Linked DNA regions of Homo sapiens: region 2 is linked to region 1. A link is an interaction called in ENCODE POLR2A ChIA-PET data of the cell type or tissue named here. Cell type or tissue: MCF 10A. All regions are shown on one strand. Region 1 has its middle 2.8 kb from the start of LLGL1. Region 2 overlaps MYO15A (myosin XVA).

Evidence for each region. Peaks named below come from ENCODE experiments on the same cell type or tissue, not always from the same donor. Only the 100,000 strongest peaks of a DNase experiment are listed, where the experiment ranks them.
Region 2: POLR2A ChIA-PET joins it to region 1 with 5 read pairs; 4 of 35 experiments call an interaction of 5 or more read pairs at or near these places.

Annotation. Positions count from the first base shown.
Region 1 is chr17:18,220,840-18,224,839 of GRCh38, forward strand. No RefSeq gene overlaps it. Among named protein-coding and RNA genes, the nearest start is that of LLGL1, 2.8 kb to the right of the region's middle. In MCF 10A, no CTCF peak of the experiment used is centred here; no DNase peak of the experiment used is centred here.
Region 2 is chr17:18,156,019-18,160,018 of GRCh38, forward strand. MYO15A (myosin XVA) reads left to right here. Exons shown (of 66, transcript NM_016239.4): 48 at 177-318; 49 at 936-1,047; 50 at 1,138-1,212; 51 at 1,704-1,882; 52 at 2,505-2,620; 53 at 2,907-2,979; 54 at 3,257-3,329; 55 at 3,588-3,661; 56 at 3,917-3,999. Among named protein-coding and RNA genes, the nearest start is that of ALKBH5, 26 kb to the right of the region's middle. In MCF 10A, no CTCF peak of the experiment used is centred here; a DNase peak (open chromatin) is centred at 2,243.

The DNA of each region.
Region 1 (4,000 bases):
AGGATGGTCTTTATCTCCTGACCTCGTGATCTGCCCTCCTCGGCCTCCCAAAGTGCTGGGATTACAGGCGTGAGTCACCGCGCCCGGCCTCAAATCTTGTTTTGAGTCATCTCATTTAGTCCTTACTGCATTTTACAGATGAGGAAATTGAGGCCCAGGGTGGACTCATGGTTTAGCTGAGGTCACCCAATGAGCAAGGGGATGTCTTGGGATTTGAAGGCGGACTCCAGAGCTGGGTGAGAGCCCTATGGGAGCCTAGGAGGAGGTGAGAGGAGGGGGACACCCCACCAAGGAAATGCCGAGAAGGCAGCCCCCCCCTAGCCTGAGATTGACCTGAGGCTGGGAGGCTGAAGGAAGAACCAGCTTCCCCTGCCAGTGCTGCTGACTCAGGAACCCTCCTGCCTCCCCCAGCTCCAAGGATGGGTGGGCACCTGAGATGACCGGGACCCTGTGTTCAGTTGTTTGTCTGGGCTCCCCTGACCCTCAGTTTCTTGTTCTAGCAATGAGCTGACTTGGCATGGCCATCTGTGCCAATCTCTGCCCCCTGGGGCTGCTGTGGTAATCATAGGCCTGGGCTGCCCTGACTTGCGGGGGAGGGGACAGAAAAACAGTCATTAGTGTCCCAGACCCTCCCAGCCTGGGAGATGGTGCCCTCTCTAGTGCCATTTCTGAACCCTGCCTGATGGTATGGGTAGGCTGGGCCTACATGCCCAGGCCTCAGTTTACCCATTTGTATCTGTATACCCATTTGACCCCTCTTAACCTGATCAGATGGGGCCAAGCTAGGCCTCAGGGTCATTTGGGAAAGGAGCTGGTTTAAAATCCAGATTCTGGGGCCCCACTCGCCTGTCATTCACATTTGCAGGACCTAGAATCTGAATTAACAAGTGTGTGTGTGTTGTGGGGTGGGGGTACTGACACTTTGCGAATCCGTTTGCCATGAGACTCTTCCCTGCCTATCCCCTGGCTCCTTCCACTAGGTACACTCCTTACCCATTACAACCCATGTGCACTGTCCTCTCCCAGCAGGACACTGACCCTGGGCCAGATGCCTCTTCTGGGCTCCCACAGCCCCAGTGCATGCCCCATCATAGGACGGTGAGCTATGGTTAGCTGTGGTCTCGACTCAGTTCTGTTGCCCTGCTCCCCAAAAAACTGTGAGATAGGGGTTGGGAAAGGCATGGCTGCTTACTGCCTAATAACCAAGTCCCATTGAAAAATGGGGACTGCTGGCTGGGTGCGGTGGCTCACACCTGTAATCCCAGCACTTTGGGAGGCCAAGGCAGGCAGATCACGAGGTCAGGAGATCGAGACCATCCTGGTTAACACGGTGAAAACCCGTCTCTGCTAAAAATACAAAAAATTAGCTGGGCATGGTGGCACAGACCTATAGTCCCAGCTACTCAGGAGGCTGAGGCAGGAGAATCGCTTGAACCTGGGAGGCAAAGGTTGCAGTGAGCTGAGATTGTACCACTGCACTCCAGCCTGGGCGACCGAGTGAAACTCTGTCTCTCTGTCTCAAAAAAAAGAAAAAGAAAAAGAAAAATGGAGATTGGGTGTCGGGTGCAACGGCTCATGCCTGTAATCCCAGCACTTTGGGAGGCCAAGGCAGGCGGATCATCTGAGGTCAGGAGTTCAAGACCAGCCTGGTCAACATGGTGAAACCCGGTCTCTACTAAAAATACAAAAATTAGCTGAGTGTGGTGGCGCATGCCTATAGTCCGAGCTACTTGGGAGGCTGAGGCAGGAGAATCACTTGAACCTGGGAGGCAGAGGCTGCAGTGAGCCAAGATAGTGCTACTGTACTGCAATCTGGGTAACACAGCAAGACTCCATCTCAAAAAAAAAAAAAGAAAAAAGAAAAGAAAAAGGAAAAAAAGGCTACTCCATAGGCAGAGTTGTCCTTTGTTTTTTTGAGATGGATTTTCACTCTTGTTGCCTAGGCTGGAGTGCAGTGGTGCAATCTCGGCTCACTGAAACCTCCGCCCGCCGGGTTCAAGCAATTTTCCTGCCTCAGCCTCCCGAGTAGCTGGGATTACAGGCATGTGCCACCATGCCCGGCTAATTTGGTATTTTTAGTAGAGATGGGGTTCCTCCATGTTGGTCAGGCTGGTCTCAAACTCCTGACCTCAGGTGATCCACCTACCTCGGCTTCCCAGAGTGCCAGGATTACAGGCGTGAGCCACCGTGCCCGGCCAAGTTGCCTATTTTTGTGGTCATTTCCTGATGATATGCTAAACGTGGATTATTCATATCTCCCCTTTTTAGACCATATAGAGTAACTTCATGACGTTGCCATGACATTTGTAAACTGTCATGGCGCTAATGGGAGTGTAGCAGTGAGGATGTCCAGAGGTCATTCTCGTGGCCATCTTGGTTTTGGTGGGTTTTGGCCAGCTTCTTTACTGCAATCTGTTCTATCAGCAACGTCTTTATGACCTGTATTTTGTGCCGACCCCCTCCTAGCTCATCCTGTGACTTAGAATGCCTTAACCATCTGGGAATGCAGCCCAGTAGGTCTCAGCCTCATTTTACCCACCTCCTATTCAAGATGGAGTTGCTCTGGTTCATATTACCCTGACACATTTAATCTCCACAACAACCCTTTGAGGTAAATACTAATATTATCACCATTTTTACTGATGAGGAAACTGAGGCACAGAGAATTTGAGGTAACTTGTTCCAGGTCACATAGCTTCCAAATGGTAAAGTGGGAATGTGAATCAACGTTTTTTTTTTGTTTGTTTGTTTGTTTTTTTCATTTATCACGCTTGTTGCCCAGGCTGGAGAGCAAATGATCTCGGCTCACTGAAAGCTCCACCTCCTGGGTTCAAGCGATTCTCCTGCCTCAGCCTCCTAAGTAGCTGGGACTACAGGCACCTGCCACCATGCCCGGCTATTTTTTGTATTTTTAGTAGAGACTGGGTTTTTCCCAAACTCCTGACCTCAAGTGATTTGCCCGCCTCAGCCTCCCAAAGCGCTGGGATTACAGGTGTGAGCCACTGCTCCTGGCCTTTTTTTCGAGATGGTCTTGCTCTGTTGCCCAGGCTGGAGTGCAGTGGCACGATCACAGCTCACAGCAGCCTCAACCTCCTGGGCTCAAGCCATCCTCCTGCCTCAACCTCCTGAGTAGCTGGAATTTACAGCTGGGCCACCATGCCCAGCTAATTAAAAAAATATTTATTTATTTTTTTTCTGTAGAGATGAGATCTCACCCTACTGCTCAGTCAGGTCTCAAACTCCTGGGGTCAAGAGATCCTCCCTCCAAGGCCTCCCAAAGTGCTAGGACTACAGGCATGAGCCACCGCGCCCAGCCAGCAACTTCTTAACACTTCCTGTGTGAGGCAGGGCAGGGACCAGAACCCAGACCTCTGAGCTGTCCCTGCTGCCTGTGCTGGTGTGGCGTGGCCAGTGGCCAAAGGGGTCTCATCCTCCTCAGTCCAGCAGCTCTGCCAACAACTAACAGCCTTTGGCTGATGGTCTCAGCTTCCTCATTTGGGATGGGTAATATTGTTGGCTCCCTCGTAGAGCTACTGACAGCACTAAGTCAGCTGAAACCAGGAAAGGGCTTTGAACAGCGCCTGCCCCGCAGTAGACACTTAGGGGCTTTACTGTCGTCATTCTCCCTCCTCTCACCTCCTCACTCACTCCTGGGCCCTCTTCCGGATCCAGCCCCAAATACGGGGAAGGGCTGAACACCGCCGGCCTGGCGTGGGTGGAGGGGGACAGCCAGGCCCCAAGGCTTGGCAGCCGCCTCGGGCTCAGAGGTCAGCTCCTGCTCCCTGGACACAGCTGGTGGGGTTGGGGCCTGTCCTACCTGCCCCACCTAAGCTTCTAGGACCTCCCGCAGCCCCAGCCCTGAGCCAGGCGGCCTATCCTCAGCCTGGAAGGAAAGGTTCAGCCTCGAGGCCATTGTCCAGATGAGAAAAGGCCTGGGAGGTGGGTGGGGACAGGCAGACGGCCCCTGAGAGTAGGGGCAGGGCTAAGCTTTGTTCAGACG
Region 2 (4,000 bases), 65 kb before region 1:
CCACAGCCTGGGTCAGAGAGGGGAAGCAGGAAGCTTAGGGTTCTGTGGGAGCTGGCACAATGGGGCCAAGGTGGGGCTGGGCTTCAAATGGGGCAGGACAGGATCAGAAGCAGCACAATAGGTGGAAGGAGGGCATCCCTCTGGCAGGGGAGTCATGCCACCGGCCCATCCTCCAGCTTTGCAGATATCCTGTTTGTGACCATGCCCTCCCAGAACATGCTGGAGTTCAACCTGGCCAGTGAGAAGGTCATCCTCTTCTCAGCCCGAGCGCACCAGGTCAAGACCCTGGTAGATGACTTCATCTTGGAGCTGAAGAAGGTCAGGATCTTCTCACAGATCTTCCCTCCACCCAGGCTGAGGGCCAGCAACAGGGATCTCCCTGTTCCAGGGAAATATGACTGTGTCCATAGATTTCTGTCTACCTTAAGGCCTTTGCACTGGCTGTGCCTTCCACTTGGAATACCCTTTCTCCCTTTTGCCTGCTCCTTCAGAAAACCTTTGCCAGTGCCCCCTGCCGGGTGGCACAGCACCTCCTCTGAGGTCTGCAGCAATTGTACTCCTTACCCTCCTGCCTTGGCTGCATGGCCCGCCCACTGCATCACAATCTCTTTCCATCCCCTCTGCCCACTCCTGACTGGCAGCCCCCAGGCCTAGGGCAGGTCATCTCTGTGCCCCAGGCCCGAGGAAGACTTCAGCAGGAAAGTCTGTGAGGGATTGAGTGGGGAAGGCCTATGTGTGTGCCCTAAAGTCCATCTGTGTCCCTCAGACTCACCCTCCAGCCCTTTCTTCCACCCAGAATGCCCTTCCCTCTTCTCACCTAATGAAGGCTCCCTTCCCTGATGAGTCAGGAAGGATGTGAGGAGCAGGGGTGGCCCTAGGCCTCTGGGAGTGGGGTGATAGGGCTGTTGCCCTCACCCTGCCTCTGGCTGACCCAGGACTCTGACTACGTGGTCGCTGTGAGGAACTTCCTGCCTGAGGACCCTGCGCTGCTGGCTTTCCACAAGGGTGACATCATACACCTGCAGCCCCTAGAGCCACCTCGAGTGGGTCAGTGCCACTGGGGTGGGCTGGGGGCAGGAGGGGGAGGCTGGCCAAGGGGGCCTCCCTGGCAGATGCTGACCCGAGCCTGGCCCATAGGCTACAGTGCTGGCTGCGTGGTTCGCAGGAAGGTGGTGTACCTGGAGGAGCTGCGACGTAGAGGCCCCGACTTTGGTGTGTGCCCCAGAACCTGGAACCCCATACGGGGCGCATCCTAGTTTCACCCACTCGTGGTGCAGATGCACAGTGAGGGTTTCTTGGTGCCCGAAAGTGGCCTGGGCTGGTCAGGTCTCCTAAGGTCCAGCCGTGGCCTGTCAGTATCTGTTGGTGGCCAGACAGCCCAGCCCTCTGCTTTGCCTGAGGGGTCTCCGTGGGCATTTCCATGTTTGTGGCCTGAATCTCTCTTTATGTCTCCACATGACCTGAGAGTCCACAAACCCTGCTTTGCCTTTTTGCTTCACTTCCCCTTTATGGTCCTGTGGCCCTGAGAAAATCCCTTTCTTTCCCTGAGCCTGTTTCCTCATCTGTAAAATGGGTTTGATGGCCTGGCCTGCCTCATAGAGTTCCAGAGAAGGGTTAAGAATGTTCCCAAATCTCCCTAAAGGACCCCCTTAGTCACAAGACAAGACCCTCCTGTTTGCCTCAGACCTTTTACCCACCCCTAGGCTGGAGGTTCGGGACCATCCACGGGCGCGTGGGCCGCTTCCCTTCGGAGCTGGTGCAGCCCGCTGCTGCCCCCGACTTCCTGCAGCTGCCAACGGAGCCAGGCCGCGGCCGAGCAGCCGCCGTGGCCGCTGCTGTGGCCTCTGCAGCCGCTGCACAGGAGGTGGGCCGCAGGAGAGAGGTGAGACCAGTGTGGGTGGGGTGGGGCGGGGTAGACCAGGGGGAAGGGGCCGCTGCAGAAGGGGTGAGGCGAGTGGGGATAAGGTGGGCCAAGGGCCTGGCCAGGCTCTTGGGGCGTGGCTGATCTTGGACTAGTGTGAGGGTGAACCAGGTAGAGTGAGCCGCAGGTGAGACCCGGGAGATGGGACCAGAGATGGTTGGAGGTGTGGCCAAATGGGGTAGGGAAGGATGAAGATCAGCTGGTTGTAATCAGGACAATGGGGTCAGACCAGCCGGGGCCCGCCAGTTGGTGAAGTCTACTGGGTTTGGGGCGGTGCCAGGTGAGTGGGCGGCTTGTGGAGCTAGCGAGGGGCGGGGTCAGCTGTGACGTGGCAGTTGCGGAAGTCAACCCCGGGCAAGGGCGTGGCCAAGTGGGGCAGGGAGCCAGGTTAGCACAGCAAGTAAAAGGCGTGGGCGGGCTGAAGGGGTAAGAACAACGGGATGCGGGTGGGTCCACAGGGATGGGTGGGTGGGCGGCTTGAGAATCTGGGTCCAGTCAGCTAGGGGTTGCGTTGTCAGTTTTGACCGAAGGGCTAGGCGTGGTGTGGCCGGACTGGGCCTTCCTAGCTCCGCCTCTTCTGCAGGGTCCCCCAGTCAGGGCCCGCTCTGCTGACCATGGGGAGGACGCCCTGGCGCTCCCACCCTACACAATGCTCGAGTTTGCCCAGAAGTATTTCCGAGACCCTCAGAGGAGACCCCAGTGAGTGGCGGCCCCACCCCTCTTCCCACAGTGGGAGGGTGCTGGGCTTCTTGCTGCCATCCAAACTGCAGGCTGTCAGTCTCGGAGGCCCCACTTCTGGTGGGAGAGATGAGAGACCACCCAGGTGTGAGGCTCATTTCAGTGCCTGCCTCTGGGGGTCTTCGTGACCGGTAGACTGATCAGTGGTGGGTCAAGAACCCCCTCCCTGGGGGTTCTTTCCCATGTGGAAAAGGATGTAGCCAAGGCTTGGGCAGGACAGGTCAGTAGCACCCACCTCCCACTGCAGGGATGGCCTCAGGCTGAAATCCAAGGAGCCTCGGGAGTCCAGAACCTTGGAGGACATGCTTTGCTTCACCAAGGTGTCCAGTCCCGGACCTCAGTTTCCCCATCTGTAAAATGGTGATGCAGGGGCCCCCTCCCAGGCCCCTGGGGCCAACAAACTTGTTCTCAGTGAGACCCTCTGATTCTCAGCACCCTGATTCCCTCCCAAGGACAGCCTCTGTCCCCAGTGTTGGGCCTGGCTCCCCTTTTGTGACGTGGACCCTCCTGTTATCATATGGCCTTGGAACACAATGTGTCCCCTTTCTGTTCTGACGTGTCCCTCCTCCATCATGACACAGCCCTCTTCCCCCACAGACTCCCCTCCAGGAATCCCTCATCGAACTCAGCGACAGCAGCCTCAGCAAGATGGCCACCGACATGTTCCTAGGTGTGGGAGTGGGACTGCAGCCAGGGCTCTGGGCTAGGTGGGATCCAGCACTGTGTGATCTCTACTGGTTGCCACTCCTCCCTGATCTTCAGATTCTTTCCCTCCCGCCAGCTCAGACATGGAACACATTTAAGAGAATAGAAGCTCCCAGCTGCCTGTGGCCAAGGCTCCCAGGGAGGGGCTCAGCCCTGGGGCTTCCTGGGGTGGGTGGGCAACTGGGGGTTTGGTGGGTCTGAGTGGGATAGGTCTTTCCTACAGCTGTAATGAGGTTCATGGGGGATGCCCCACTGAAGGGCCAGAGTGACCTGGACGTGCTTTGTAACCTCCTGAAGGTCAGTCCAGCCAACTTTGCCAGATGCCCCCTTTCCTGCTCTGTGGTTCAGTTTCCCCATCTATCAATGAGTCACAGGACATTAGGGTGGGAAACCTCTCCCATGGTCCAAAGAGGAATGCATCATGCTGGTGGGGAGGGGGCTGGGAAAGGGACACCAGGCCTGTCTTCAGGTGCCCACCCTGTTCTTATGTACCTGGTATATGACATAGCCCCTCACATGTCTTTGGTGTGTAACCTCCCTGCCCCCCTTCAGCTGTGCGGGGACCATGAGGTCATGCGGGATGAATGTTACTGCCAAGTTGTGAAGCAGATCACAGACAATACCAGCTCCAAGCAG